Regions from separate parts of the Mus musculus genome. Here region 2 is linked to region 1. The links are chromatin loops, found by intact Hi-C in ENCODE. Cell type or tissue: heart. All regions are shown on one strand. Each heading gives the region's core, and the rest is flanking DNA. Links, peaks and the distances in the headings are about the cores only. Region 1 holds the start of Upk2 (uroplakin 2). Region 2 overlaps Treh (trehalase (brush-border membrane glycoprotein)).

Evidence for each region. Hi-C counts contacts between places; a loop is a spot of excess contacts. Peaks named below come from ENCODE experiments on the same cell type or tissue, not always from the same donor. Only the 100,000 strongest peaks of a DNase experiment are listed, where the experiment ranks them.
Region 2: it touches region 1 in a loop (6-fold over the local background); 7 of 42 quality-filtered maps call a loop at or near these places.

What each region holds. Positions count from the first base shown.
Region 1 is chr9:44,445,972-44,460,901 of GRCm38, reverse strand. It overlaps Upk2 (uroplakin 2), which reads left to right and starts at 6,135. Exons shown (of 5, transcript NM_009476.2): 1 at 6,135-6,271; 2 at 6,709-6,840; 3 at 6,969-7,107; 4 at 7,349-7,419; 5 at 7,793-8,187. The coding sequence starts at 6,196. The coding sequence ends at 7,929. In heart, for the core only: CTCF peaks have their summits at 5,873 (motif pointing left) and 6,585 (motif pointing left); a DNase peak (open chromatin) is centred at 6,521; H3K27ac peaks cover 400 bases; H3K27me3 peaks cover 3,340 bases.
Region 2 is chr9:44,678,772-44,693,701 of GRCm38, reverse strand. It overlaps Treh (trehalase (brush-border membrane glycoprotein)), which reads right to left. Exons shown (of 15, transcript NM_021481.3): 2 at 12,542-12,642; 3 at 12,277-12,421; 4 at 12,109-12,196; 5 at 10,970-11,070; 6 at 10,741-10,833; 7 at 10,537-10,653; 8 at 10,327-10,449; 9 at 10,081-10,130; 10 at 9,743-9,937; 11 at 8,977-9,194; 12 at 8,656-8,767; 13 at 8,321-8,433; 14 at 8,022-8,075; 15 at 7,397-7,826. The coding sequence ends at 7,686. It overlaps Phldb1 (pleckstrin homology like domain, family B, member 1), which reads left to right. Exons shown (of 22, transcript NM_153537.4): 21 at 5,000-5,085; 22 at 6,004-7,394. The coding sequence ends at 6,144. Among named protein-coding and RNA genes, the nearest start is that of Treh, 13 kb to the right of the region's middle. In heart, for the core only: a CTCF peak has its summit at 8,196 (motif pointing right); DNase peaks (open chromatin) are centred at 6,899 and 8,141.

The DNA.
Region 1 (14,930 bases), core at 4,394-8,393:
CAAGCAATCCTTCTGCCTCAGCTTCTCAAGTAGTTAGAACTGCAGGTACATGCCAGCAGACCAACGGGAAGGGGTTCCACACAGTCACAAATTTGAGGAAATAGGAAGCAGGGATTATTATGGGTCATCGTGGAGGAAGCCTGTAATCATGACACCTCCGATTTAAAGGCTCCACAGGGAGCATTCGTCCTCCACCCGGCCATTGGAGCCTGATCTAAACCATAAACCTGGAGATCATTTGTTCTCCCCCTCTTACACTGCTCAGTGGTCATCACTGTCAGGGGCACCACTACAGCCTGCTCCTTTCTATTCTGGTGGCCACGGCCTGGCCACACTTGCTTTTCTTTTCTCTTGGGTAGTTCTGCTCCTCGGTCTCCTCACCTCATCTCTGACCACATGCCAGTCTGTCCTCCTCACTGCCAGAGGGATCCATGCCAGAATGGTCCCTCCAGAACTCTGGGGAAGAATCTCAAAGGCAAAACTTAAAACCCTTGGCAAAGGCAGTAAGTCACCAGTGGCCCAGAGCAGCTGCAGCTCCTGCCAGGCCCCACCACTGAACCTTCCTCTTGAGGAAGAAGTTTGGTATGCAGTTTCTAAGTGTGAGAATAATTCAAGTCCCTCAGCCTTTCTGAATGCAGATGCTTTCTTCCCCCCCCCCCCACTTCTCTCTCTCTCTCTCTCTCTCTCTCTCTCTCTCTCTCTCTCTCTCTCTCTTTGAGACAGGGTTTCTCTGTGTATCCCTGGCTGTCCTGAAACTCACTCTGCAGATCTGCCTCTGCCTCCCGACTTCTGGGGAATAAAGATTTGCATGCTGTGCCGGGTGGTGGCCATGCCTTTAATCCCAGCACTTGGGAGGCAGAGGCAGGCGGATTTCTGAGTTCTAGGCCAGCCTGGTCTACAGAGTGAGTTCCAGGACAGCCAGGGCTACACAGAGAAACCCTGTCTCAAAAAAAAAAAAAAAAAAAAGACTTGCATCACCATGCTCAATGACAAAGTCCCCTCTTTCTAGGCTATGGTCCTCTACCTAGTCCAGACAGACCAGCTGAAAGCAGGGGTCGATTCTCATTTTTCAGTATCTCAATACCCATCATGGTGCCCGCTGTGAGGGATTTCTCTACCAATGTTTAATAAGTGAAAGAATCAGACAAGCTCTTCTGGATGCCTGGTAGCCTATGGCTACTCACCCTTGGGCAAGCTTTTCTAACCTAAACATCTCTCTATCACTGACAAAGCTAGAAATGCAAACGTTGAGTTGTTTAGGGTACTGCATTCTCTGTTTGCTCTGTGACCTCGGGGATGGCATGGATCACTTCTGCACCCTCATTCCTCATCTGCACTGAGGGCCAATGCAAAGGGGAGAACAAGGGGCTGGAGAGATGGCTCAGGGGTTAAGAGCACTGACTACTCTTCCAGAGGTCCTGAGTTCAATTCCCAGCAACCACACGGTGGCTCACAACCATCTGTGATGGGATCTGATGCCCTCTTCTGGGGTGTCTGAAGACATATTCACATACTCACATGCAAAAAAAAAAAAAATGAATAAAAAAATCTTAAAAGAGGGGGAGGGGAGAGCAAGATGGATTACTTAAATCGGTATTTATTGAACCAGGTGCTTTCCTGGGCACCCTTGAGTAAATTAGATGGGCTGACAGCCACCATATTCCCACGAGATGGGTTTTATTTCATTTCTCTAGAAATGGAAACGATGGTGGCTGGAGAGAGAGAGAGAGAGAGAGAGAGAGAGAGAGAGAGAGAGAGAGAGAGAGAGAGAGAGAGAAAGCTCTACAGTTTAAAGTACTTGTTGTTCTTACAGAGGCCCCGGGTTCAGTTCGCAGCACCTACTTGACAGCTCACAAACATCTCTAACCCCAGTTCCCTGGGATCTGATGGCCTGACTTCCAAGGGCACCAGCCCAGATATGGTGCACAGACATACATCCATGCAGGCAAAACACTCATAACATCAAATAAGTAAATTAAAAAAAAAAATCCACTTGAGCCAGGCGTGGTGGGGCATGCCTTTAATCCCAGCACTCGGGAGGCAGGGGCAGGTGGATTTTTGAGTTTGAGGTCAGCATGGTCTACAAAGTGAATTCCAGGACAGCCAGGGCTATACAGAGAAACCCTGTCTCGAAAAACCAAAAAAAAAAAAAAAAAAAAAAAAAAAAATCCACTTGAAGTGGGAACTACAACTTAAAGAAACAAGGGAGAAAACTTAGCCAAGATCAAAAGCTGAACAGTTTGCTGTAAATGGTTATTTTGGCCAAAAAAAAAAAAAAAGAAAAGAAAAGAAAAAGAAAAAGAAAAAGAAAAAGAAAAAGGAAAAAGAAAAGGAAAAAGAAAAAAAAGTACTCAGGTCTCTGCCAAGCCCCAATGATGGAGTTTTTTTCCTTTGGCCACAGCACCTGCCAGCCTCGGATCTCTAAGGAATGAATGGTCCTCACTGTTTCCAACAAACCAGCTGAGCATCACCTCTGGTCTCCAGGCCCAAGCCTTCAGGGTGCTCCCAGGTGGTGGATCTCGGCCCTCTTTCTGCATCCTTGTCCTAAATCATTTTCATATCTTGCTAGACCTCAGTTTGAGAGAAACGAACCTTCTCATTTTCAAGTTGAAAAAAAAAAAAAGAGGTTCAAAGTGGCTCACTCAAAGTTACAAGCCAACACTCACCACTACGAGTACAATGGCCACCATTAGTGTCTGGCATGCCCCAGGAGACAGGCATGCATATTATTCTAGATGACTGGGAGGCAGAGGGGTGGCCTAGTGAGGTCAGACTGTGGACAGATCAGGCAGATGTGGGTTCTGATCCCAATTCCTCAGGCCGCAGAACTACTGTGGTTCAAGAAGGGGACAAAAGGACTGCAGTCCCGGAACAGGAGGTCCGCTTTGAGAGCTGACTGAGCAGAAGAGGAAAGTGAAGAACTTCAGGGGCAAGAGCTTACCCTACTTTTACAGCTTTGTTGTCTTCTTTACTCCAGGGGCATCCCTGGTACTCAGTAAATGTCTGTTGGCTTGAGGAACATATGTGTAAGGAGGAAGGAGAGGGAACTTGAGGGAGTTAAGACTCAAGAATCAATCAAGGAGAGGACAGCAGAGAAGACAGGGTTTGGGAGAGAGACTCCAGACATTGGCCCTGGTTCCCTTCTTGGCCACTGTGAAACCCTCCAGAGGAACTGAGTGCTGTGGCTTTAAATGATCTCAGCACTGTCAGTGAAGCCGCTCTGCTCAAAGAGTTATCCTCTTGCTCCTGTGCCGGGGGCCTCCCCCTCCTCTCAGCTCCCCAAACCCTTCTCAGCCACTGTGATGGGATAATTAGATGCGAGAGCTCAGCACAGATGATGCTCCAGTTGCTTAGCAACTAATGGTTTCCATGGAGACCGCAAAGCACAGCCTCTAGAGCAGCCAGTGAGCAGCTCGGCAGGGCAGGGAGAAGACGCAACTCTGCTCCTCCAGAAACCTGGGGAGGGTTAGGGTGGGGAAGGTGAGGGGGGATTGGAGGGAGATGGGAAGGCTTAAAGGCACAGGACCCTCATATCCCTTTAAAAATGTGACCAGAGATCTGCTCTTTTTATCCCACACTGTCTCACTTCTAATTTCAAATGGGGCTTAGGAGTGGACCTATATGGTCTGCTCTGCAGTAAACCAATCCTCTTCCTGATTCCTCCTAAATCCTCACGTAAACACTGTGCTATGTGGAGGTTTGAGACTTGCCAGGAAGATCTCCTGACCCTGACACCCTACCGTGTAGCCCTCTTCCGCACCGCCAGTTCTCCCTCGTGTGTGATCTTTCTGTGTGTAAAGTGAGGAGGAGATCTCATCTAAAGGGGACAAAAGCCAAGGAGCTGGAAAAACAGAAATCAGTTCCAGTTCTCCACCCAAAGGCAGCCTGAGAAAAACCTCTGTCCCACTTTGCATTTGCATGTGTGTGTGTGTATGAGTGTGTGTGTGTATGAGTGTGTGTGTGTATGAGTGTGTGTGTGTATGAGTGTGTGTGTGTATGAGTGTGTGTGTGTGGATGAGTGTGTGTGTGCACATGTATGAGTGTGTCTGTGTATGTATGATTATATGTGTGTGTCTGTGTGTGTGTATGAGTATGTGTGTCTGTGTGTGTGTATGAGTATGTGTGTCTGTGTGTGTGGATGAGTATGTGTGTCTGTGTGTGTGGATGAGTGTGTGTGTGGATGTGTATGAATATGTGAATGTGAGAGTGCATGTGTGTGTGTCTGTGTGTATACGAGTATGTGTGTGCATGTGGATAAGTGTGTGTGTGTGTGTATGAGTATGTGTGTGTGTCTGTGTATGAGTGTTTACACCAATACAGCATCTGCTAACTCCAAATGTGAGTCTGTGTCTCTGCGTTACCTGTAAGCGTCATAGGAAGTTTTACGAAACCATGAGATGGCTCAACAGGTAAAAGCTCTTGCCACCATGCCTGACATTTTGGTCCCCAGAAGCCACATTATGAAAGGAGAGAGCCAATGCCCACAACTTGCCCTCTGACCTCCACATAGACACTGTGGCACACATATGGGCACACATATAAAATAATAAATGCAACTTTAAATTTTTGAAAGAAATTAAGTTTCGGGTTTTACCTCAGACCCACTGTATCAGAAGCTACATCTGAACCAGTTTCCTGATCGTCCATTGCACAGTAAATTTGGAGATCGTCTGGTGAGAGTTCCTCCTGCTCCCAGCCGGAGCCCCCAGGTTCTGTTGTCTTCTACCCCCTACACACATTGCAGACTTTAAGTCCACCCAGCATGGGGGAAAGGACAGAACCCCATCAGCCCTTCAGTGGCCCCCACTTTTCCACTAGGACCTTTCTCTGGGGTTGGGGAAAATGGGTGGTTCCTGGAGCAGACCCTGACGGTCTGAGCTCAGGTCCTATCGAGTTCACCTAGCTGAGACACCCACACCCCTGCAGCCACTTTGCAGTGACAACCTGAGTCTCAGGTTCTGCATCTATAAAAAGCAGTGCCTTTCAGGAGGGCATGCAGAGCCCCCTGGCCAGCGTCTAGAGGAGAGGTGACTGAGTGGGGCCACGTCACTCGTCCATGGCTGGAGAACCTCCATCAGTTCTCCCAGTTAGCCTGGGGCAGGAGAGAACCAGAGGAGCTGTGGCTGCTGATGGTGTTTCTTCCCCAACTGTTGTCCCAGGCATCGAACCCCAGAGCGACCTGCACACAGTCCACCGCTGAGCCACACCCCAGCCCTCCACCTCCTCTGCTCCTGGTTACAGGATTGTTTTTGTCTTGAAGGGTTTTGTTGTTGCTACTTTTTGCTTTGTTTTTGTTTTTGCTTTTTTTTTTTTTTTTTTTTAACATAAGGTTTCTCTTTGTAGCCCTAGCTGTCCTGGAACTCACTCTGTAGACCAGGCTGGCCTCAAACTCAGAAATCCACCTTCCTCCCAAGTGCTGGGATTAAAGGCATTCGCCACCATCGCCCAGCCCCTGGTCTTGTTTCCTAAGGTTTTCCTGCTTTACTCGCTACCCGTTGCACAACCGCTTGCTGTCCAAGTCTGTTTGTATCTACTCCACTGCCCACTAGCCTTGCTGGACTGGACCTGCGTTTACCTGGAAGCCTTCACTAACTTCCCTTGTCTCCACCTTCTGGAGAAATCTGAAGGCTCACACTGATACCCTCCGCTTCTCCCAGAGTCGCAGTTTCTTAGGCCTCAGTTAAATACTAGAATTGGATCTCAGGCTCTGCTATCCCCACCCTACCTAACCAACCCCCTCCTCTCCCATCCTTACTAGCCAAAGCCCTTTCAACCCTTGGGGCTTTTCCTACACCTACACACCAGGGCAATTTTAGAACTCATGGCTCTCCTAGGAAAACGCCTACCTCCTTGGAGACAGCACCCTCTACAGTCCAGGAGGCAGACACTCAGACAGAGGAACTCTGTCCTTCAGTCGCGGGAGTTCCAGAAAGAGCCATACTCCCCTGCAGCTAACTAAGCTGCCAGGACCCAGCCAGAGCATCCCCCTTTAGGCCCGAGGGCCAGCTCCCCAGCCTGAAAAACCTGTCTGGGGCCCCTCCCTGAGGCTACAGTGCCCAAGGGGCAAGTTGGACTGGATTCCCAGCAGCCCCTCCCACTCCGAGACAAAATCAGCTATCCTGGGGCAGGGCCTCATTGGCCCCAGGAAACCCCAGCCTGTCAGCACCTGTTCCAGGATCCAGTTCCCAGCGCAGTATGGCATCCACACTGCCTGTCCAGACCTTGCCCCTGATCCTGATTCTGCTGGCTGTCCTGGCTCCGGGGACTGCAGGTCTCTATTGCTGGTGGGAGCGAGGAGGGTTTCAGAGCGCTAGACAGGGAGCATTGTCTCCCCAGGGCTCTCAAGGACAGAATGTTGGTCTAGCTGGTTGGGGTTGAGAGTTACTAGTGGTAGGGATCAGGTGACAAATTCCTGGGCTTCTTCCAGATCCAGGAGTCAAGAAATTTGGGTAAGTGTCCAAGGTTTGTGTGAGTTGGGCGAGACTGGGGACTGACTGGGTGCCATGGTCTAGTCTGGGTGCCATGGTCTAGTCTGGCTCCCAAACAGCGCGGCGTACCCACCATCTGCAGCTCAAGCCTGCCATCTGGTGGTCAGATCCACACGCTCCTCTTCTGTCTCTGCACCCTTAGCAATGACCACCCACCCACCCCGCCAGCTCTGAGTTAAGAGGGGGCTAACTCCTGAGTTCCCTCTCGGCTCCCTAACAGACTTCAACATCTCAAGCCTCTCTGGTCTGCTGTCTCCGGCGCTAACAGAAAGCCTGTTAATTGCCTTGCCCCCATGTCACCTCACGGGAGGTAATGCCACATTGATGGTCCGGAGAGCCAACGACAGCAAAGGTAGACCTCCCTTGTACCCATTTATTCTACTCGTCGTAACCCCTCTTAACGATACCCAAGAGCTGCCCGTTCTACAAGAGTGGACTGCTAGAAATCTGATCTTGCCTTTCACTCCTATTTCCCCTCAGTGGTTAAGTCAGACTTTGTGGTGCCTCCATGTCGCGGGCGCAGGGAGCTTGTGAGCGTGGTGGACAGTGGGTCTGGCTACACCGTCACAAGGCTCAGCGCATATCAGGTGACAAACCTAACACCAGGAACCAAATACTAGTAGGTACCGATGGACACCTGTGGAGGTGGGATGCAAAAAAGGGAAGTGGAGGTCCCGTGAGGGTGGGGAAGTGCCAGGAAGCATGAGTTAGAGAGGGCACAGCTAAAGGGTAGGAAATGTGAACCTGGACCCCAGGAGGGCCCAGATGGGACACATAGCTAGAAGGTGGAGGCTGGAACCCCTCCTCCCGAGTGCCAGATACGTACAATCTCTGCTTTCTCTCAACTCCTGCCTCTAAAGCATATCCTACCGAGTACAGAAGGGGACATCCACCGAGTCCAGTCCAGAGACTCCCATGTCCACGCTTCCTCGTAAGTAAAATGCCCGTCTCTCACACTTCCCTAAGCTCCGACTTTTTTCTCCTAGAGCAAGTTAGATAAACTGTTTTCTGAGCGCTCAGTCGCTCTCTCTCCCCCGCCCCAACCCCCCAGTATTTGGTATGGCCACCTCCTGTCCTGTTCAATCATCTCTGCACTAGAGGTTCCTTGTGCAGAGGGATGATGTCCTCCTTGGTGGCTCCTAAGTGTTGCTGTGAGGGGGGTCTATGTTTGCTTGACTGGTTGGCTGGATGACCAGTTGAACTGATGCTGGCGGCTACTTGGATGGCTGGGCTAAGCTGTGAACCACAGGAGCTACCTAGGAACCCCTTCAACTCACAGAGGTTCTCCCATCTTCTTCTGACAGGAAAAAACATGGAGTCTATTGGGTTAGGAATGGCCCGGACAGGAGGGATGGTGGTCATCACAGTGCTGCTGTCTGTGGCCATGTTCCTGTTGGTCGTGGGTCTTATTGTTGCCCTGGCACTGGGTGCCCGCAAATGAGAAGGGCTCTCCTGCATCCCAGGCTCCTCCAAGAAGTCCAGCCTGCCTCCTGCCAGGCTGTAGTCACTGGCTTCTCAGTGGCTTTTCTTCCCTCTCCCCGCCCCCTCCTCGAGTCCACTCCTGACAGTGCCCCCTCCCTGCTCCCTGTCTCACCTTGCAGCACTCCCTGCTAGCCCCACTGCAATCCTGCCAACACTGATTTATCTCTTAACTGTACTTAATTCTCACAATAAAGGCTGACCCACGTAGTATGTCTCATCTCCGACCATGTCTATGTGAGTCACCCCTTTAGCTGGTCCTCTTATGCACATATCAAAAGTACCAATGTCAAGGTCACGTGCATGTCATTCTCTCTATCCCCAAACCCCAAGGGTGACTTTTCCCAGGAGGGAGGCAAGCAGAGGCAGAGATAATGAAAGCCCTCCAAGCCCCAGACCTAGGGCTTGGGTTTTGCATCCTGCACTCAGTAGATGACCCAAGCAGGAGTCTGAGTTGGGCAGGGGGTAGAAGCTGGATCACCATGTGAGGGTGACTGGGAAGCTGACAGAACTAGGGAAGAACTAGAGAAAACACAAACAGGGCAGGCCCTGGAGCCTGGGTGAAGAACATGCTAAACGGTTCTAGACCCTAGAGCCGAGGTGGACGGAAGCTCCCTGGAAGGGGGGGGGGACCACAACTGTGGTAAACAGGCAGTGTCACCCTCGTCCATTTTTAAAATATAGTTTTGTTCTATAAAAGTTTTATTTATTTATTTATTTATTTATTTGCTTGTTTTTATTTGTTTGTTTGTTTTCCAGAGCTGAGGACCAAACCCAGGGCCTTGAGCTTGCTAGGCAAGTGCTCTACCACTGAGCTAAATCCCCAACCCCTGTTTTTGTTTTTTTGAAGCAGGGTTTCTCTGTGTAGCTCTGGCTGTCCTAGAGCTCTTTGTAGACCAGGCTGACCTCGAACTCACAGAGGTCCACCTGGCTCTCCATCACCCAACTAACGGTTTTATCTTTCGAGTGTGAATGTGCATATAGTATGTTGGATACATTGAGGACAACTTTTGGGGCATCCATTCACTCCTTCCACGTGGGTCCCAAGGATCAGATGCGGGTTTCGGGGTTTCACCACACACAGTTAACCACTGAGGTAGGCCACTGAGGCATCTCCTTTGTTTTTGTCCTCCCCACGATGTGTTCCTGATGGGAAGCCGTGATCTTTACTTTGCTTGTAGGGTGAACACCCCAATGTGTAAGGTGATCTTAGGGCCAGAGCTGAAATACACAGCTTCCCCTCAGCTTTTCCCAGCATGCCTCAGGAGCCTCTTTTCTTTCTTGCCACAGGGCCTTTGCACAGAGGATTCTGTGTGCCTAGACTGCCCTTGTGACTCCCGTTTTCATAGCTCACTGCCCCTTCCCCGGGGAAGTGTCTAACCTTCATCAACCCCTTCCTCCACCCTCTAATTCCTATCCTGCCCCACAGTGGTACACACACAGGCTCACAACTGTGTGTGTGATGACTCCGCTGTCCCCTCCTCCAGACCGCAAGTTCCCTGAGACCAGCTACTTTGATCTTGGGACAAAGATCTTGTCGTGATCTTTGATCTATGACGGCTGGTTCTATAGTGCTGATGACAGACACAGTAGGTACTCAGTAAATGGTTGTTGATTTCAACTCTTGGGAGGTTGAGGAAGATTGCCCAAGTTCAAGGCCACCCTAGGCTTTATAGTGAGATCCAGAACAGCCTGGGCTACACAGAAAGACCCTATATCTCTCATATTTTTTGGTTGTGAACCTAGCCTTTATTGGCTGAGTCCAAGAGACCCTATCTCAAAAACAAAACAAATACAAAGGGAAGTGAGATAGCTCAACAGGTAAGGCTCCTGCCAGGCAGGCCGAAGGACTCCAGTTCAATCCCCAGAACCCACATGAAGTTGCAAGAAGAAAACTGAACCCACAAAGATGTCCTCAGACCTCCTCCACACATGCGCTGTGGCATGAGAGCTTCAACCATCACACATGCGCGCGCACACACACACACACACACACACACACACACACAAACAGACTAGAGGGTTGGTCAGTGGTTAAGATTACTGACTGCTGTTGCCAGGCGTGGTGGCGCACGCCTTTAATCCCAGCACTCCGGAGGCAGAGGCAGAGGCAGGCAGATATCTGAGTTCGAAGCCAGCCTGGTCTACAAAGTGAGTTCCAGGGCTACACAGAGAAACCCTGTCTCAAAAAACCAAAAAAAGAAAAAAAAAAAAGAAAAAGAAAAGAAAAAAAAAAAAAGATTACTGACTACTCTTCTAGAGACCTGTTCAATCAATTCCTAGCACCTACATGGGGCTCATAACCATCCATTACTCCAGTTCCAGGGAATATGATGCCCCCTTCTGGTATCTGCTGGTACTGCAAGCACACAAGTGCCCAGGTAGATAAATACAAGATAAATACAAGCAGGTACACCCAGGTACATAAAATGAAAATAAATAAAATTTTTTTAATTAGGTATTTTCTTCATTTACATTTCCAATGCTACACCAAAAGTCCCCCAAACCCTCCCCCCCCACTCCCCTCCCCCCACACTCCCACTTCTTGGCCCGGATGATCCCCTGGACAGAGGCATATAAAGTTTGCAAGACCAATGGGCCTCTCTTTCCACTGATGGCCAACTAGGCCATCTTCTGATACATATGCAGCTAGAGACACGAGCTCCGGGGGGTACTGGTTAGTTCATATTGTTGTTCCACCTATTGGGTTGGAGACCCCTTTAGCTCCTTGGGTACTTTCTCTAGCTCCTCCACTGGGGGCCCTGTGATCCATCCAATAGCTGATTGTGAGCATCCACTTCTGTGTTTGCTAGGCCCCGGCATAGCCTCACAAGAGACAGCTTTATCAGGGTCCTTTCAGCAAAATCTTGCTAGTGTATGCAATGGTGTCAGGGTTTGGAGGCTGATTATGGGATGGATCCCCGGATATGGCAGTCTCTAGATGGTCCATCCTTTCCTCTCAGCTCCAAACTTTGTCTCTGTAACTCCTTCCATGGGTATTTTGTTCCCAATTCTAAGAAGGAGCAAAGTGTCCACACTTTCGTCTTCGTTCTTCTTGAGTTTCATGTGTTTTGCAAATTGTATCTTGTATCTTGGGTATTCTAAATTTCTGGGCTAATATCCACTTATCAGTGAGTACATATCATGTGAGTTCTTTTGTGATTGGGTTACCTCACTCAGGATGATGCCCTCCAGGTCCAACCATTTGCCTAGGAATTTCATACATTCATTCTTTTCAATAGCTAAGTAGTACTCCATTGTGTAAATGTACCACATTTTCTGTATCCATTCCTCTGTTGAGGGGCATCTGGGTTAATAAATCTTTTTTAAAAACAAAAACAAAACCAGGCTGGAGGCGGTAGCACACAGTTTGTGCCAGCACGCAGGAAGCAGAGGCAGGTCATCAGGAGCTACATAGTTTCAGGCCAGCTAGAGCTTTATACAGAGACCCTGCTTCAAAAACAAACAAAAAATGGCTAAACAAACTAACAAATAATAATGGGAGCTGGAAAGATGACTCCGGCACTTGCTGTGCTTACAGAGGATCCACGTTTGGTTCCCAGCACCCACATCCCTGTAACTCCAGTTCAGGAGATCCATGGCCCGTTTCTGGTTAACACAGATGCAGGAACTTATGTGGTATGTAAGCCAACACCCAGGCCCTCACACATACACACAAAATGAAATGATACAACAAAACTCTATTGAAAGAAATTTTATTTTGAATCCCATGTTAGCATTCCTTCTAGGCTCCGCCCGACAGTTACCTGGCAACAGCCAGGTGTGCTTGACTCACTATAAAAGGGGCATTTGCCCTCTCACTCTCTTACTCTCTTATCCTCTTACTCTCTGCCCCTCCTCTCCCTCTCACCCCCCTCCTCCTTCCCTCTCTACATGTTCCTGGACAATCTCTCTCTCTCTCTCTCCTTCTCTCTCTACCTTTCTATGGCTCTACTCTCTCAACTCCCCTTCCCATGCCCTAAATAAGCTCTCTTCCATACTACACTATATGGCTAGTCTTTCGGGGAAGGAATACCTCAGCATGGCCCACAGAGACATCCCCCACTTCCACCTCACCATACTGTGCGTCTACCAAACATATCCTGTCTCTCTCTTTCTCTTCTATAAAACACAACACTCTGCATGTGTGTGGTGGGAAGAGAAATGGTATGTGTTCATGAGCGCAGGTGACATGGAGGCCAGAAGATGTTAGGGTTAGGTCCCCTTGAACTGAAGTTATAGGTGGTCAAGAGCTTCACTGCCCACCCTTCCTTTCCACCCACCTAGGTAAAGTCTTTGTATAACAGCCCTGGCTGTTCCTGGAACTCATTCTGTAGACCAGGCTGGCAGCAAACTCTGAGATCTGCCTGCCTCTGCCTCCCAAGTGCTAGAATTAAAGGCGTGCACCACCGCTGCCCAGCCACACCTCCCCCTTTAAAAACAAGGTCTCAATGTATAGCCCTAGCTGGCCTGTAGACCATGTTGACCTCAAACTCACAGAGTTCTGCCTATGTTTGTCTTCAGCTCTGGGATTAAATACATACATTGCCACGTCCAGTATTAAATAAAAATTGTAGGGCTGGTGAGATGGCTCAGTGGTTAAGAGCACCGTCTGCTCTTCCAAAGGTCCCGAGTTCAAATCCCAGCAACCACATGGTGGCTCACAACCATCTATCTGTATCAAAAATCTGATGCCCTCTTCTGGAGTGTCTGAAGACAGCTACAGTGTATACACATATAATAAATAAATAAATAAATAAATAAATCTTTAAAAAAAATTGTAAAATTTAAAACAAACAAACCCCAACCTGGCTGTGGTGATGCATGTCTTTATTCCCAGCATTCAGGAGGCAGAGGCAGGTGGGTCTTTGTGAGTTCGAGGCCAGCCTGGTCTACAGAGTGAGTTCCAAGACAGCCAGGGCTACACAGAGAAACCCTGCCTCAAAAAAAAAAATCATTGCTTTTAGACTCTTTATATGAATGTTGTGCTTCAAATGAGAATGGCCCCCATTGGCTCATATACTTGAATAGGTGGTGGAACCATTTTGGGGAAGGACTAGGAGGTGTGTCACTGGGGTGAGCTTCAACATTTCAAAAGCCCATGCCAGGCCCAGCCTCTCTGTCTCTCTCTCTGCCTCCATCTTTCAGATAAAATCTAGCTCTCAACTACTGCTTTGCCCGCCTGCTGCTGTTGGAGTTCGTCAAAAGACCCTTACTCACAAGGACCACAGAGACCGCTGCCATCGCTGCAAACCACATGAGGATTTTTATCCAACATGTTGGGGATTCCCCTCTTAGCACGCAGGCCAGAGAAGAGACCCAGAACAAAGAAAGAACACACTTTTTATACCTTTGTAAGGGGCAGATTTGAGCAGCAGGGTTCTCATTGGTGTAGCAAGTAACCCTTTCAGGCATTGGTTGGTTTGTATAGTGACTAAGTAACCCTATGGCCTAGTGACTCACTTTGCTTGTCCCCATGGTGGGTTACTATGATTTGGTCAGCAAAGTAATAGTACATTAACATCACAGCTATTAACATCAGGGGAATTCTTGCAACAAGGTCAGGGTGGTTTGTGGTCTTTGTCAGAATTCATTATGGGGGGGGGGAGAATTGCTAATCTTGTTATGGTTATTTCTCTGAAAACAGCTAATATTGTTTTGGTAGCTTCAGGCTTAATCATTTTGACCACTAAAACTCTGTTTTTACATTTGTTTAGTCAGCCAGCTTCCTTAGCTGGCTCTGCACGTGGCCTGCAAGTAACAGTTTGGAAAGTAAGTCCTTTCCGAAGGGGGAAGGTACTGGGTGGTCTTGAATTCATTTTGGACGTTACACTGCCCTGCTCCCTGAGGTGATGAGCACAGCCTCACCCTCTGAAACTGTAAGGAAGCCTCCATTAATACTTTCTAACATAACTAGGACAATGAATAAAACTTTCAACACACTGTTTGAAATGCACAATGAAAATAGCACAGACAGGGTGGTTAGGAGCACTAGGTGGTCTTTTTTTTTTTTTTTTCAGAGCTGAGAACCGAACCCAGGGCCTTTTGCTTGCTTAGCTTAGCGCTCTACCACTGAGCTAAATCCCCAACACCCCATTAGCTACTCTTGCAGAGAACCTGGTTCAATTCCTAACACTCACATGGTGTCTCACAACTGTTATAAGATCCAGTGTCCTGCCGGTGGTGGTGACCCCCACCTTTAATTCCAGTACTGGAGGCAGAGGCAAATCTTGTCTCTCAGAAAAAACAAACAAACAAGCAACAGGAAACATATTTACATTACAATTGTTAACAATAGCAATGGAAATAATTTTGTGGTTGGGGGTCGCCACAGCATGAGGAACTGTATGGAAGGGTCGAAGCCTTAAGAAGGTTGAGGACAGCTGCGCTAGAGTCATCTGAGAAGAGTGAGCTTCAGTTGAGAACACACCTCCATGAACAGCCGGTCAGTCGGCAAGCCTGGAGGGGATTTTCTTAATTAGTGGTTGCTGTGGGAGGGCCCAGCCCTTTGTGGGTAGAGCTACCCCTAGGCTAAGGATCCTAGGTTCAGTCAAAAAGCTGGCTGAGATAACTCTGAGGAGCAAGCCAGGAAGTCGCCAGGCCTTCTCATTAGCTCTTGCATCAAGGTTCCTTGCTGGGACGATGTGTAAGCTGAATAAACCCTTTCCTCCACATCTTGCTTTGGTCCTGGTGTTTCACCACAACAACAGTAATCCTAAAGTGCTTGCCTTAGCTACATGGTATAATTCCAACCTGGGCTAAATGAGAGTTCAAAGGAAAAGACGTGTTAGCCTGGGGAGATGGGTCGGTGGGCGAGCGTATTTGTTCTGCAGACAAGGGGATCTTAGTTTGAATTCTCATTAAAACAAAGACAAACAAACAAATCATGATTCCCCCACACTTAGGAGGCAGAACAGGCAGATCTCTGTAAGTTTAAGGCCAACCTGGTCTACCTAGTGAGTA
Region 2 (14,930 bases), core at 6,386-10,385, 230 kb before region 1:
GGTCAGGAAGTTGGATGCTAAGCAGAGAGTTAAAGTAAATACAGTGAGTGAGTTTGCTGACAGGAGATACCCTGATGCTGGGCTTCGGACTGCCCCTTAGTCTCCCTCAGAGACCTCGAGGTAATCGCTTGAGCAGTTTCAGGGACTCTCGGGACAGTCCAGGAACCAGGAAACTTATTTACGATGCTCTTCTTCATCCAGTCTCTGGCGTAGACTCCTGTCCCGGAATACCTTCAGCCTTTCCCATTAGATCCCGAGGTTCTGGGTGGCCCTCTAATCAGCCAAGGCTCAACGGTGCAGTGATCGGCAGTCCTCCATATGCACCACATGAACTCGCTGTGCACTGCGGGTTGGCTGTCTCTGAGGCACAGTGCGACTTTCTGGAACGTTACTGGGCGTGTTGGCAGAGCCAAGAGAGTTCTGAGGCGCTTTGCTTTGACATTAAGAGTCTCAGCGGGGAGGTAATGTGTGACACATTTGCCTACCAGTCACTCAGCCCCGCCACCTGCAAAGCTGGGGAAAACAGCCCTACCTACCAAGAGCCTGGAAAGGGGAGGGCTTCCAGGTCATGAATGCCCAGGCCCAGGGCCTTGCTTGCACCTCTTGACTTTCTGCCCTTTTAAGAAGCCTTCCCCAGCCGGGTGTGGTGGTGCATGCCTTTAATCCCAGCACTTGGGAGGCAGAGGCAGGTGGATTTCTGTAAGTTTGAGGCCAGCCTGGTCTACAGAGTGAGTTCCAGGACAGCCAGGACTACACAGAGAAACCCTGTCTCAAAAAAAAAAAAAAAAAAAAAGGAGAAGCCTTCCCCAGTCGACATGGGTCCTGGATGTGGAGAGACACAAGCCTGAGTGTAGCTAGAGGGACGTTGTCAGCCTGAGAAGCAGAGCCACTTCAGACACACTGGGGCTGAGATGCGTCTAGCTAGGTCCAGGGAAAAGGTTAGGCTGGGAGGCAGACCCTAGTTGAAAGTCTTGGCGTAATAATTATAGGAAATTCAGGGCCTGTCCATCAGACACTTGAACGGTTGGTACTCTGGATGCATCGGCTCATCTAATTTTTGCCAAAAGCGCTATATTGACACCTCCGTTACGTATAACGAGTTTAACAGGGCTCAGAAAGCCTTTGCCCACAGTCTCTCAGCAAGGACAAGGCCGAGGAGAGGGGAGGAGCAGCCACGAGTGGAGAAGAGGCAGGATAGAAAGCAGCAGAGGCAGAAAAGGAAGCAGGAAGCTGGCTCTGACTGTGCGCCAGGTGCTGGGCTGGCGCTTGGCAAAGGCAATCTTGGTTCATGCCTGTGAAACAAAGGAGACCACGTTTAGACGAGGAGCGGAAACAGAAGGAAGCCAGCCAAGGGAACAGACATTTGTAAGCCCAAGGTGTCACCAGCCATGATAGATACCACCAGAGGGTCAAGCAGGATGTGGCCCAAAGGCCATTTGACTCCGGGTCTGAGATTTGTGGAGAGAAGGGTTTCCACCATGCAAGCAGGCAGAAGTCAGATTGCACAAGACCAAGGATAGGTGGGCGGGACAGAGTGTACGAAGGTTGCTGTTTCCCTGTTACTATTTCCAGGGAAAGAAGAAGGGGGGCAGAGCACAATACCACTGGAGGATGGCCAGGAGGAAATGCTGAGATGGGTTTAGGGCTACACCAGGACCTGGGTGTGGCTTGCCGGTTGGACCCGCGCCCTCCTCCTTCCTACAACAGGAAAGCACATTAGATTAGCGTGGGTAAACCCCTCCAGGCGCTCACCTTACCTGGAACCGTTCCCACCCTCCTCAGCACTCCGGCAGTCATCCCTGCCTTGCTGTGTGACATCAGCCCGGAGTGTAATGCTGTAGTGACAGATGCCGAGTTCCGTGCCAGACTATGCTGGGTGCTCTGAATGGGCTCTTGCTTTTCACACCTCTTCCTTCCCTCAGATGTGGCAGAGTACTCCTGAGCTCCAAGCCACGCTGGCAAGCAACTAGGCTGTGTGCCTGTACCTCCTCGCCACGTTGTAACTTCCTAGCACAAGAGCCTAGGATCCCTTTGCAGGTGTCAGTTCCTAGGACTCAGTCATCCTGCCACGAGCAAGCGAGCGCCTGTTCTGTGCCTGGCACATAGCTGTTGCCGTTGGAGGAGGATATAGGTGTGGATGACAGAGGTTCACATTGAGTGTTGCAAGCTCTGTGCTGAGAATCTGTGGTGTCTGTTGCAGTGGCCCGCAGTGGATCTTGGTTAGGAGTTTGTGGACAGGAGGGAGATGGCCCTGGGGTGTGAAGAGCTGGGTTGCTAAGGGGACAGTGAGAATCTCAAGAGACTCCACCTAATTCAGTGTGGGGGAGGCTGCGAGGCAAGGATGTGTTGGCGGCAGTGTGAGCCAGGCACACACAGGCAGCTGGTTCCCCAAAGAGGAACCATCAGAGAAGGTTTTAAAACCCATTCCTCAACACCAGGTCAGGTGAGAGGCAGGGCTAGAGGCTAGGACAGGACCTTCAGGAGGCCGGAGGGAGGAGGGAACTGGGCCTGAAGTAACCCGGAGTGTGGGGAGTGGAGAGGGACCCATGAGAGGAGCTTACTGGTAGCTGTCACTTCTGAATTCAGTGGTTAGTATCATCCTCTCCTGGAGCTGGTGGCTGAGGGTGGCAGTTGTACCATGTGATCGGTGTTTGTAGTGGCCTGTTTCCCTTCCTCCACACCCAGTGTTCACCTCTGCTCTGACGGCTCCCCTCCCCCTCCCTCTCCCCCTCCCATTCCCTTCCCCTCCTCCCTGACCTTGAATGTTGTGTGCAATGTATATGCTCTATGCTGTTCACATGAAGGGAGTAGAATGGCCTAAAGAGCCCAGTAGGAATCAGTGTACGGCAGTTCTTCTTAGCCCCGCCCCTCAGAGGTGGGGCAAACCCCGCCCACCACGGAGCTAGCACTACATGCATCCCCAGCTCTGTGGCTGCTTCCTTCTGTGTTTTGTTTAGTTTGGTTTTTCGTTTTGTTTTAGGTTTTCCTTTTTGAGACAGACTTTCACATAGCCCAGGTTGGCCTTGAATTTGCTATGGTAATGGTAACCCGTGAACTGCTGATCTTCCTGCCTCTACTTCCCAAGTTCTGAAATTGTGTGTGTGTGTGTGTGTGTGTGTGTGTGTGTGTGTGTGTGTGTGTGCACGCACCCGTCTGGTTCTCGAGTTGTCTGAAGTGGGAGCTCTTCAACGCTGAGCAGCCCCAAGCCCTACCATGCCGGGGTTGTGTGATGTTAGGAGCCCAGGGCTTCATGTGTGCTAGGCAAGCAAGCAGCCAACTGAGTTTTACTCCTGCCTTCCTTATTTTCTTGAATAACACGAGATTCATATCTGTATAGTTCAAAATCAAAACATAAAAAGTTTACTTTGAGAAATAAGTCACCACCAAGCACAGGTAACATAAATTTTGTTTTGTTTTGTTTGGTTTTTTTTGTTGTTGTTGTTGTTTTGTTTTTCGAGACAGGGTTTCTCTGTATAGCTCTGGCTGTCTTGGAACTCACTCTGTAGACCAGGCTGGCCTCGAACTCAGAAATCCGCCTGTCTCTGCCTCCCGAGTGCTGGGATTAAAGGCATGTGCCACCATGCGAGGCTAACTTTTTTTTTTTTAAGTGAGACACTGTTTCTTGTATCCCACATTGGCCTAAAGCTCACTGTGTAGTCAGAACTGGTCTTGAACTCCTTATCCTAAAACACTAGGTTTATTGATGTGCACACACTCAGATGAACAACGTTCGTATCCCCAGTGGCAGCTAACACATTCTCCTGGTTGCCTCTTAGGTATCTTAGCAGTCTTTCTGTTTCCAGGACATCTATGAATGTATACGGACATTGGTGCATTTTATAGAGTCACCCCCACGCCTCTACGCCTGTCGGTTGTTTCTTGGGGCTGGAGCAATGGCTTAGTGGCTAAAAGAGCACCCGAGGGTCAGACATGAGGATCTGAGTGCAGGTCACAGGACTCCTTAGGCCTGGTACATCCCTGCTGCCCCAGCGCTGTGACAGAGGGAGATGGGGAGTGCTGGGGATTGCTGGGAACCAACCTAGCCTGGGGTCGACGAGAGACCCTATCTCAAGAGAATATGGTAGAGAGTGACACCCTCTCCCAGCCTCTTGAGTGTGTGTATGCACATGTGTGGGCGTGCACATCCTCACACATACACATACATACCACATACACACATTCTGTATCATCTTACATAACAGCAACCATGTAATATTCCATTGTGTGGCACTAATTTATTAACTCATCTCTGCTTGAGGGATATTAGTGTTGCCTACACAAAGCTGTGGCAACCGTTGTAAATCTGTTCCTTTATGTAAGTCGGATAAATGATTTCTGTTGTTCGCTTGTTTCTTGACACAAGGTCTCAGTATGTAGCTCTGTCTGACCTGGAACTTACTAGGTAGACCAGGCTAGTCAAGCTACCTGCCTCTGCCTCCTGAGTGCTGAGATCAAAGTCTTTCTAATCTATTTATTATTTGTATTTATGTTAAAATGTATTTATTTTAGAGATATGTAATATGTCATTTAGGCAGGCCAGGAGCTCAAAACCATCCTGCCTTTGTCTTAGCAAACTGCTAGGATGCCAGGTGCCTACTTTTTTTTTTTTTAAGATTTATTTATTTTATATATGTGAGTACACTATAGCTGTCTTCAGCTGGGATTTGAACTCAGAACCTCTGGAAGAGCAGTCTGTGCTCTTAGCCACTGAGCCATCTCTCCAGCTCCCAGGTGCCTGTTTTAATCAATGAGGTCAGGTTATCCGTGTGAGCCTCACTAGCTCTGCGCCCAGCTGTCATGGTTCTAGCGATTCTGTCTTACGGTGGTCGATCACATCTCAGCAGAGTTGTGATTCGAATCATCCCTGCCGTCAGGCTCCCCTTTAGACTTGGAGTCCTGTAAGCCATTCCCCAGATGAGGACGTGAGCTCTGACTCAGACGCCGCCATGCTGGGATGCTGGGTCCGGCTCAGCCCATCCCTCCCCTCCTTTCTTTGCAGACAAACATGAGACGAAGCTGAAGGGGGTCATCTATTTCCAGGCCATCGAGGAAGTGTACTATGACCACCTGCGCAGCGCAGCCAAGGTGAGGCAGGGAGGACCAGAGTGTGGCTGCAGGAATACCACCAGGCAGGGGTGTCGTGAGCACAGAGGCTTCGAGCCCGTCCTCTGCCCCGACTCCGGCTCTGCTTCACACTCCCTCTCTTTACCGTTTGTCTCTTCCTTTCTTCCTCCTCCCCTCCCAGAAAAGGTTTTTCCACTTCACCATGGTGACTAAGGTACCCCCAACCCCACATGCCAGTAACCAGAGCTCCTCATATTAACAGTTCCTGTGCCTTTTGGCCCCTGACCGCTGACTCCCTCCATCCCTCTAACTTGTTCCAGGCCAGCGAGAAGAGCAAGAAGTGCCTGTTGAAAGAAGCGCACTTGTTGCCTTCCTCTCTGGCTAGGACAGCTGGTGTAGCCCCCAGGGCAGGGACAGTACAGATGGGAGCTACGGGGCGGCTGCGGGGAAGTGCAGACACTTGATTGGAGAGGGGCGATTGATAGAAGGTGACCTTGGAGGCTGAGCCAGCTCGCCATACGCAAATTGCCCTCTCTTGCCAGCCCTTAGACCTCACCTAACCCTGACCTATGCCCTCTGGGGTCTGGCCCACCATCCTACTGAAAGCCTTCTTCTGCCTCCTTTTGGCTTAGAGGAGAATCTGGTTCTCATTGGGACAGCCCTTGTGACAGATTCTTTTGTATTAACTTTGGAACTGAGGTATGCCCCTGTTGGAACTGAGAGGTATCCCCCTCTTGGGGTTGTGAGGGTTTAGAGAGCCTAGTACTGCCGTGTGTTAGAATGCAAACCTATGGACTCTTGGGGACCGGGGTCTGGCCTGTTTGAGACTCGGCCTTAAATTCAGGGCTACCTGGGGACTTTGAGGAGAAAGTGCAGATGAGTGAACAGAACGTTCTAGGCATGGAGTCTCATCTTAGCACTTCCTGTCTTGCCTTCCAGAGTCCGAATCCGGCCCTCACCTTCTGTGTGAAGACCCATGACCGGTTGTACTACATGGTGGCCCCGTCTGCAGAGGCCATGCGCATCTGGATGGATGTCATCGTCACGGGGGCCGAGGGCTACACTCAATTCATGAACTAACTACCCTGCACCTCCTGGGTTCCCCAGCTCAGCCCCAGGACTCCGTGCCCTGCCACCTGCCACTCTGCTTGTCCCTGGGGACAGTGGCACATTGGGCACGGGGCTGCAAAGGATCGGGATGTAGTTGAGTACCTCGGGGCTTTTGTGCAAGAAGACAAATTGTGTTATGAGGAGTTTGGTGCTTGGGAATTGAGCTCCAGTCCCTAAAGAGCCAGCAGAGAGGAAAGGAAGAGGGAGAGGCCTTGTCGGTCCTGGGAGTCCAGAAGTTCAGGTTCCCTCCTGGGTCCAGCAGGCTGAAGAGGCTGCTGAGCTGCGCTCTCGGCTCTGTCCCGGCACCCACCCACCCCAGCTTGTTTTCTCTTTGTAAAGGACAAACTATGGTACCAGAATCTGCCAAAGATCCCCTTCTCATCTCATCCCCTCTGCAGGGGCTGGGAGGGGTCCTGAGCAGAGCCACGTGCAGAGCTGGGGAGCGGCTCAGGCCCCAACCCCATCTGCCTCCTCCTCTTCTTCCTCTTCCTCCTCCTCCCACCTCCCACTTGTCACTACTCAGCTCAAGGACCAGAGACCTCAAGTGTCACTTTCGAGGTCCAGCCCCATCATCCTGTTACAAGCCCGTCATCCTTGTCTCCATGGTGACCGCTTCATCACCATGGTTACACACTAATTGCCATGGCCACTCTGTGGCTTTGCCCACTGCTTCTGGCTGTGGGCCACATGAGGGTACGTGCCATCATCTCTCCAACCCAGGCCTGGGGGCATGTCACATGGTGGGAGGAGATGGAATTCCTCCCGGCTGCAGTGTGTCTCCAGCCCCCAGCCCAGCCCCTCTCCCTTTTACTGTGCCTTGCTTAGAGCCAGAAGGGATGATGTCCTGGGATCCAAGACCAGAGGGACAGCATCACTGAGGGGAGAGGAAGCTGAGAGGTCTGCCCTCCCATTCTAACAGGACTAGTTCCCAGTGAGGAACAAGGGTAGCTCAGAGTGCCTGCAAAGAAGCCTGAGTTGGGGCTGGGGCGGGCAGAAGCAGAGGCCCTGAGCTGTGGTAATCTCCCTTCAGTTTCCCAAAGGTGATGGGAAAGGAGAACGGAGGATAAGTCTCCAGCTGGCTGGCCTCAGCCTTGCGCCTTAACACTAAGCCACCTTCCCTGCCCTCCCCAGCACTGGGCCCTTAGTTGCTGGGCCTGGTTGGGTGTTTTGCAGTATTTGTAAGCATTTCAGCAGAACAATAAAAGCATTTTGACTATGTACATGAGTGTGGAAGTCTGAGCTATATTTGGTACCCGATAGGATACTTTAGGTATCAGGATTCAGTTTCCGCCCTCGTGAAAATTACAACCTTGACCTCTTGGTCACTTCTTGGCTCAGAACACTGTGAAAATTACAGTCTTGACCTCTTGGTCACTTCTTGGCTCAGGACACTATGAGCAGGAAGGGGCGGGGTGGGGGTGGGGCTAGAAGGGAGGTAGAGCAAGGGTTTAATGAACCATGAGCTGGGGCCAGGGGAGAAAGCGCAGGCAGTGAGTCCATTCTTGTTCTTGTCACTGTAGCAGAAGACTGAGAAGAAGGGCAGCCACTAGGCAGTGGGGTCCCAGGGAAGCTAACTGGGTCCCTGAAGTCAACTGGTCACCATAGCGATCCAGAAGCATCAGGGCCAATCCGTTTGTCCAGCCAAATCCTTCCTGGAGAGAGGCCAGGACAGTAGGGCCAGATCACTGAGGCCCTCAAGCCCCGTTTGGGGGATCCCTTCTTCCCAGGGCTTCTGTCCCCAGGGGCACCAATGATTGCCATTCTGACTCTCTCCATAGGCCCACTTACTGGGACAGCAGATCCCAGGACTTGCCTGTAACTGGATCAGTTCACCCTAGCTTGCTCACCTGAACTTCATACTCCCCTCCTCCACCTGGATGTCCACCGTTGCTGATGTCATACTGGGGACAGACACAGGAGTTATAGATGGATACTGCCCCTAAGCCGGACCACCCTAGCTATAGAGTAACAGCCACTGAAGCAAAAGATGTGCCGAGCTGCTGCTCAGACCCCTGCAGTGCCCAAGAATGGCCACCAGGGGTCGCACTGTACCAGTTTGTTCCGTCTTAGGCCTGGCCAAGTCTGAAAGTCCCCATTTCAACCATGGAGTGAGACCCCCATGGCAGACATACCCCAGCCAGCTCACCTTCTCAAACATCGCTGACTTTTGGGAGTAGACTTTGAAGTTGGTTTTGATCCAATTCTGGGCCAGCTGGAAAGCCACCTCCTGAGTCCGGGGGGAAGCTGACTTGGCCAAACCTAGACCCCACCCCAGATAAGGCTTGAGTATTCAGAGACCCCATCCTGGGCAGGAAAGCTTTGGCCTTTGTCTCCCCAAGGCAAGAAGATCTAGGCCCTCAGATCTCCTTTCTGAACCTGTGGACCCCATGTTCTTAATCCCAGGCCTGGGGTTGGCGTGAAGGGGAGGAGGGAGGGTCTTCCAGACAAGTGAAATGGATCTATCAGCTGTCCCTTTCTTACCTCTAATGACCAGGTCCTGCAGTGGGGCCCAGGCATTGGGGAAGTCCCACTGCTGGCCTGTGTTACGAAGAGAGGTTGGGATTCCATATTGGTAGGTCAAGATCTTGCTGTCCTAGAAGGTTCCAGACATTGATGTGACTGTGAGCGATTGCTGAAGCAGGAGCCAAGGACTCAGCACCCTCAGGGAAGGCAGGTCTGTCCCTCCTTACCCTTCCCATCCTGCCTCACAGCCACTCCTAATGGCCTCAGTGAGACTTGCAGGGAAGGGAGGGTCCTGTCTCCAGGATGCCAGGCCGGCCCGCCTGCCCACTGTCCCCTCACCTCCAAGTACTTCAGAGCCTTGTCAGCAACACTAGGGTCTGAGAAGCAGCCAGCCCAAAGTGGGGAGAGGTTGGAGGGATAAAACTCCAGGTTCTTCTTCCCCTTTTCCAAGTCATAGTCAAACCAGGCACCCTTCTGCTCGTCCCACAGGACAGCTTCCATGGCGGCCAAGCGCTGGGCCCGCAGGTTCCTGTACTTTGTGGCCTCTGTGTCGTTCCCTGTGTGGTTCTGCCTTTAGTCTCAGCAGGAAGAGCACTGGGCACTGACTGCCTTTTGCTCCCTAGCTTTAGATGCCTTTATGTTGTCCCCTTCCATATGTGGTACCCATACAGACTAGGAATCCTAAGGATCAAAGACCATGATTCCCCAGTGCCCACTAGAATTCATGGCTCCTTGAACTAACATCCCTGCCCTGCTCCCTGGGACTTGCTGCTCCGTCTCCCGGGTCCACCATTCTGATGGCTCTTGCTCGGAGGAGGCTAATGAGAGCATCAGGGAATGGAGAGAGAGCTGATGTATGCACCGAGGTACCCTTCAAAAAGGACAGCAGTGTGAACGTGTGTGGTCCTATCATCCTCTCTCTCACTCTGTGTCTGTCTCCGTCTGTGTCTGTCTGTCTCTGTCTCTTGTCTCTCTCTATCTCTGTCTCTCTTCATGTCTCCATAGGAGTGAAGGCTTGAGCTGGCTGAGGAGACCTACCTCCAGTCCCATGGCCAGGCTGATGCAGGAGCCCACACTGGCCTGCCTCCTGACACAGGATGCTCACCTAGTCTGGAGTAGAAGTTACTCATCAGTTCCTCTGCTTGGCACAGGAACGCGTTCAGATCAGCGGGTACCATTTTGCTGGTTCGGATGCTGCTGAGCAAATCAGGGTCTGGGCCTCCAACAAGCCAGCGTGAAGAGAAGTCCCAGCCAGACTCAGCCCCAGCCTTGAGCTCAGCCCACAGAGTCTCTCGGTCCCCTGTGAGGACAAAACAGCAACCCCAGGCCGCAACTGACTTCAGGACAAAGCAGCCACAGATCAAAGCCAGACAGTCACAGAGGCTAAGCACCGCCACCCCGTCCGTCTGTCTGTCAGTCCTCCCTCCTCCTGTTCCTGCTTACCTTCTGGCACAGAGTTTGCCAATTCTGCGTCTTTCCTGTAGGACTCTGGCCTAGCCAAGAGAAGGACAACAGCCCAACATTGGGAGGTGCTAAGCCCCTCTGCCAGCCAGAAAGCTGGGTCATCTTGACTCAAAAGGTACCCTGACACCCGACACGCACAGGCTCTCAGGGTCTAAGTCACCCCTCCAGTTTGAGGTTGCAGAGATGCTCATGTCAGAGTGAGCTGATGGCAGGCCAGTTTCTCACCTGGGTCCCCCATAAGGGACATAGTAGCGATTTAAGACATAGCTTTGTCCTCCTGAGACTACAGAGACAGTCCTGTTCACAGTCCAGAAGTCCAGTTCAGAGGCTAGAGTCCCAATATTCTCCCTGGGTTGAAGCAAGCAACACCTCAGCCCGGGTACAAAGCCATTGCCCTTGGCCCTGGGAAGTCTCCAGCACTGGCAGGGTACCCACTGAAGGAAGGCGACATCCTTGGTATGAGCTACATATCGATCCATCATGAGAGTCAGGAGTGGGGGCTGGCTCCGTTGCAGGTAATATATGCGTCCACCGTTGGGGATATGTCCGTAGCTGCCAAGAGAGACTCTGTTTAGGTACCTCCTGGCCCAACAGCAAAGCAAAGGCAAGCCCAGCTCCCTGCCCAAGATCCCTTCTTACGTCTTCACCAGATCCAGAAAGTTTTGCAGCATACCCTTCACTGTTGAGGCCATCTCAGAAAGAAGCAGGCCTTCCATCACCCAGTACGAGTCCCTGAGAAGGAGCCAGCTCTCATCAGCTAGCTTGCACCCTCTGTCCAGCACTCCCATATTGGAGGGTGCTGGTCCTGGATTTTCCACACCTCTGCCAGCCTCCATGGGGCCCTAGCCTTTTAGACGTGGGTACTCACCAGTAGTAGAATTCAACAAAGCGCCCCCCGGGCACAATGAAGGGGTGCTTTGAGTAGATTAGGGAGGACCTCTCGGGGTAGCTGAGGACTTCTGCTTTCATCTGGAATCAGGGAAGAGGACCCAGGGCAGCCTAGCACCAGCCATGAGGGTAGAGGTTGCAGACAGTGGGAGCAGAGAGCCTGGCAGCCCTAGCTGGGGAGGCTGTGCCTCTTGTTCCTTTTGTTTTGCTGTGTGGTCAGGGTCTGATTCTAGGAGTCTTAGTATCCTCACCCTCCATATGCCAGCCTCCGGGCTCCTGGCTCAACTGGGTGGTGTGCTGAAGCCTGCACAGCATCAGGCAGGTGACCACTGGCAACATCCATTGTTGTGACCCAGATGAGGCCAATGCTATTCAAGGTTTCCCTTGATCTCTCCAAACCCCCTCCCAAACCCCACTCCACCCCCATGCCACTTGAAACCAAACTCAGAAGGTGGCGCACCCCGTCCCAGTGCCCCTCCCAGGATGATGGAACCCGTGGCCTTTCACCAGGGACAGTTGAGATCCGGAGCAGTGAGGACTGGCGTGGGGCCCCTCCCTTGGGTCCTTCAACCTGTTCCTGCCAGTTCCAAGTGTGTTAGTGGGGAGCTTAGCCTCCCTCAATCCTTGTGAGCGAGCAGTAGGATGGGGTCAGGTATGTTCCTACTGGAGTGGCTGGTCCTGAGCAGCCTTAGGGCAGATGGCCAGGTAGGAAAGCGTCCCACAGCACTGGGCTGAACACTGGCTGGCCACATGCAGCCCAAGTGACTGTCCTTGGGACTGTACCTGGCCCAGAAAGGACTGTACCTGGCTCAGGAAGGGAGAGAGGCAGAGGCCATGACTCCAGCCATGTCCTTCTTGGCTGCAGGCGGCAGCGCTGGCTAGCCCTTGGGCAGCAGGACAAGCTTGGTTAACACAGGAGGATGTGAAGGGTTACAAGCAGATGTTCCCTTCTGACGTCAGAAGAGCATTCTGGAAGGCTTCTATTTAGGGCTCAGGGATGTGGGCTATGTTCTTAGGAAATATCTGTGCTCCCAGGCACTGTGGGTCCCAGCAAGTAGGGCTCTACCCCATCCCTGGAGCAATCAGCTAGACCATAAAGCAGGCCCAGGCCATTGCTACCTTCTTTCCCAGCTTTTTCCAGATCTTGTGTAGCTCCTCCGCCCAGACACGCAGATTAGCATCCGAGATCTTCTGCAGGAACTGAGGGCTAGAAGAGACGGTCCCACAGGGTTCCTGGAGGCCGCCCCAAGTGAGGGGCCCTCTCCTGTCTTCCCTCCAGAGCAGTACCTGTCCTTCCAGTCCTCAGGGGTCCAGGACTGCAGCTCCTGCCCCACGGGCTGGAAGTGACTCTGGACAAATTCCTGAAGCTGTTCCTTGGGGATGCTGTGGTTGTGGACTGTGGCCAGCTCACTGAACTTCTGCAGGACTTCATCTGGAGAGCAGGTGACATTGAGGGTCAGTGGGTGCGATGAAGGATCACCCCGATCAGGAAAACCCATGCTTCTCCCTCGCCTGCCTGGTAGAAGATCCAGGACAACCAAGGTTGCTTTACCTGGAGATGTGGCCAGTGACATATCCACAAACTGCTTGTCATCTTGGTAGAGCTGGGCCATCTGAACTTGGTGCAGGAGCTCTCCATGGCAGTAGATCTGGCTGTAGAGACAGTCGGGGTGGTAGTGGTCAGAAGAGAGGGCTGGGGTAAGGGACAGATAACTAGTTGCTGTTGTTGTTGTTATTGATGATGATGATGATATAAAATATCTCTATCACGCAGCCCTGACTGTCCTGGAGCTCTATATGTAGACCAGGCTAGCCTCCAACTCAAAGATCCACTTCTCTCTGCCTCCAGAGTGCTGGGATTAAAGCCATGCACCACCTCTAAGCCTGCCTGTGGAAAAGCCTTAATAAATCTTCCCAAGCTGGCTGTGGCAGAACACACCCTCAAAATGTCAGGACTCCAGAGTTGAGGACAGGCAGATCTCTGTGAGTTAGAGACCAGCCTGGCACATATGGAGTTCCAGGATAGCCACAGCTACATAATGAGACCCTATCTTAAAAAAAAAGAAAAAAAGCACTAGATAAAGAATCTAGGGTGTCTTAAGGGAACTTCAAATTCAAGAAACAAACAAACAAGGCCATTGGGCTCATTTTCTTTAAAAGAATCATGTACGGGTTAGAGAAATTGCTAGGCCATTAAGAGCACTTGCTGCTCCAGAGGACCTAAGTTCAATGCTCAGCGCCCACAGGGCTGCTCACAACTGTCTGTAACTCCTGTTTTAGAGTTCTCCGATGCCTCTTCTGGCCTCCGTGGGCACCAGGTATACGAGTGGTGGATGGATGTATATGCAGATCAATTGCCCATACACTTTTTAATTTAAAAAAAAGAAGAAAGACCCGGGGGGGGGGGAGTTGTGGGGAAGAATACAGTCCCAGAAGCCACCAGTGGTCCAAGTGACATCACATTAAGTGGACATACAGGGAACTGAGCCCAGTGGTTTTGTCTTAACTGAGGAGCCACCTCTGTGGTTTCTTATTGTGTCACTTGTTTATTCCTAAGATGGGGTCTCACTTTGTAAACTAGGCTGGCCTTGAACTTACAAAGACCTACCTGCTTCTGCCTTTTGTTTTGTCCGGTTTTTTTTGTTTTTGTTTTTGTTTGTTTTTTGTTTGTTTGGGTTTTTTTGGTTGGGTTTGTTTGTTTGTTTGTTTGTTTGTTTTTTGAGATAGCTCAGGCTGGTCTCAAACTCTAGATCCCCTTGCCTTGCACTGCCTCCTGGGCGCTGAGATTTACAAACCTGGGACACTGAGCTCAGCTGGAACTTGCTTTTAATGAGGAGAAGCGTTCTGAGGTAATGGGCAAGTCGATCTCTCCCCAGAGGGGAGCAAAGGTTGGAAAAGGGAAGAGGCAGGGCAGTTCAAGTTGATGAATAATGCCAGATAATGCCAGGACCTACCCCGGGGAGGGCGGTGCACTGCCCCAGCAGGGAGGGCCTCCTGATCATTTAATGCATATTGAGGCCAAAGTAGTTATGGGCAACACCCTACACCCCAGCAGCCAGGCTCAAGGGACATCTCCCACCCTTCTGCCATATTTCCTGCAGGCTAACAACAAGCATTGATGCACTCTGACCTCTCTTGCTGCAACAGTCAGAAGACACACCCCCTGGGACACCAGGGAGATGGTTAGTTACTCTTCCGAGGACCACTTGTGTCTTCCCTTTAAGAAGGCCTGGGTTCTGTAATATATAAGGATGCACTATGGGGACCCAGTTTGGCCCAAGTTTTTGAACTGAGACCGGGTAACCAGTTTTGTTCCCAAACAACATGGAACCCAGAAAATAATTAAAGCCCCTCCCTCCCTCCCTCCCTCCCTCCCTCCCTCCCTCCAACCAGACAGCAACGTTTGCACACCACATTTGGTAAATAGATGGGCACAGAAAATTTCTCCGTAATTTACACAGACTTGTCTATAAGGAAGCTGAGCACCACTGCGATGGGGAGGGGGAGGGCATGTAGGCATCGCTGGTAAGCTTTAACTACCTAGAGTAAATAACTCATCTAATGGCACTCATACTGGGAGCTCCAGCAAGAGCATCTTCTGGGCAGAGTACAACAGAACAGACTGTCCTGAGAACCGTAGTCACTTCTGAACTCAGTGCTCTACCACATTTGTCTACGGCACAATAACAGACCAAGGAGATCAATCAAGTCATTGCAAAACACATAAATGTTATTAAGTAAGATTGATCATTTCTTAAAATCTGTCACTAGTGTTAATCGATGCCTTCAAATACTGCCATACACCAACTGACCAGCTCTGTGTCATTTATGTAAGTTCTATGATAAGTGGAAATATTCAGACATATGGGATGGCACTGTTCTCAGAGTCTTGGCCAGCTGGGCTGGAGAGTCGGCTGATCAGTTAAGAGCATTTGTTGTTC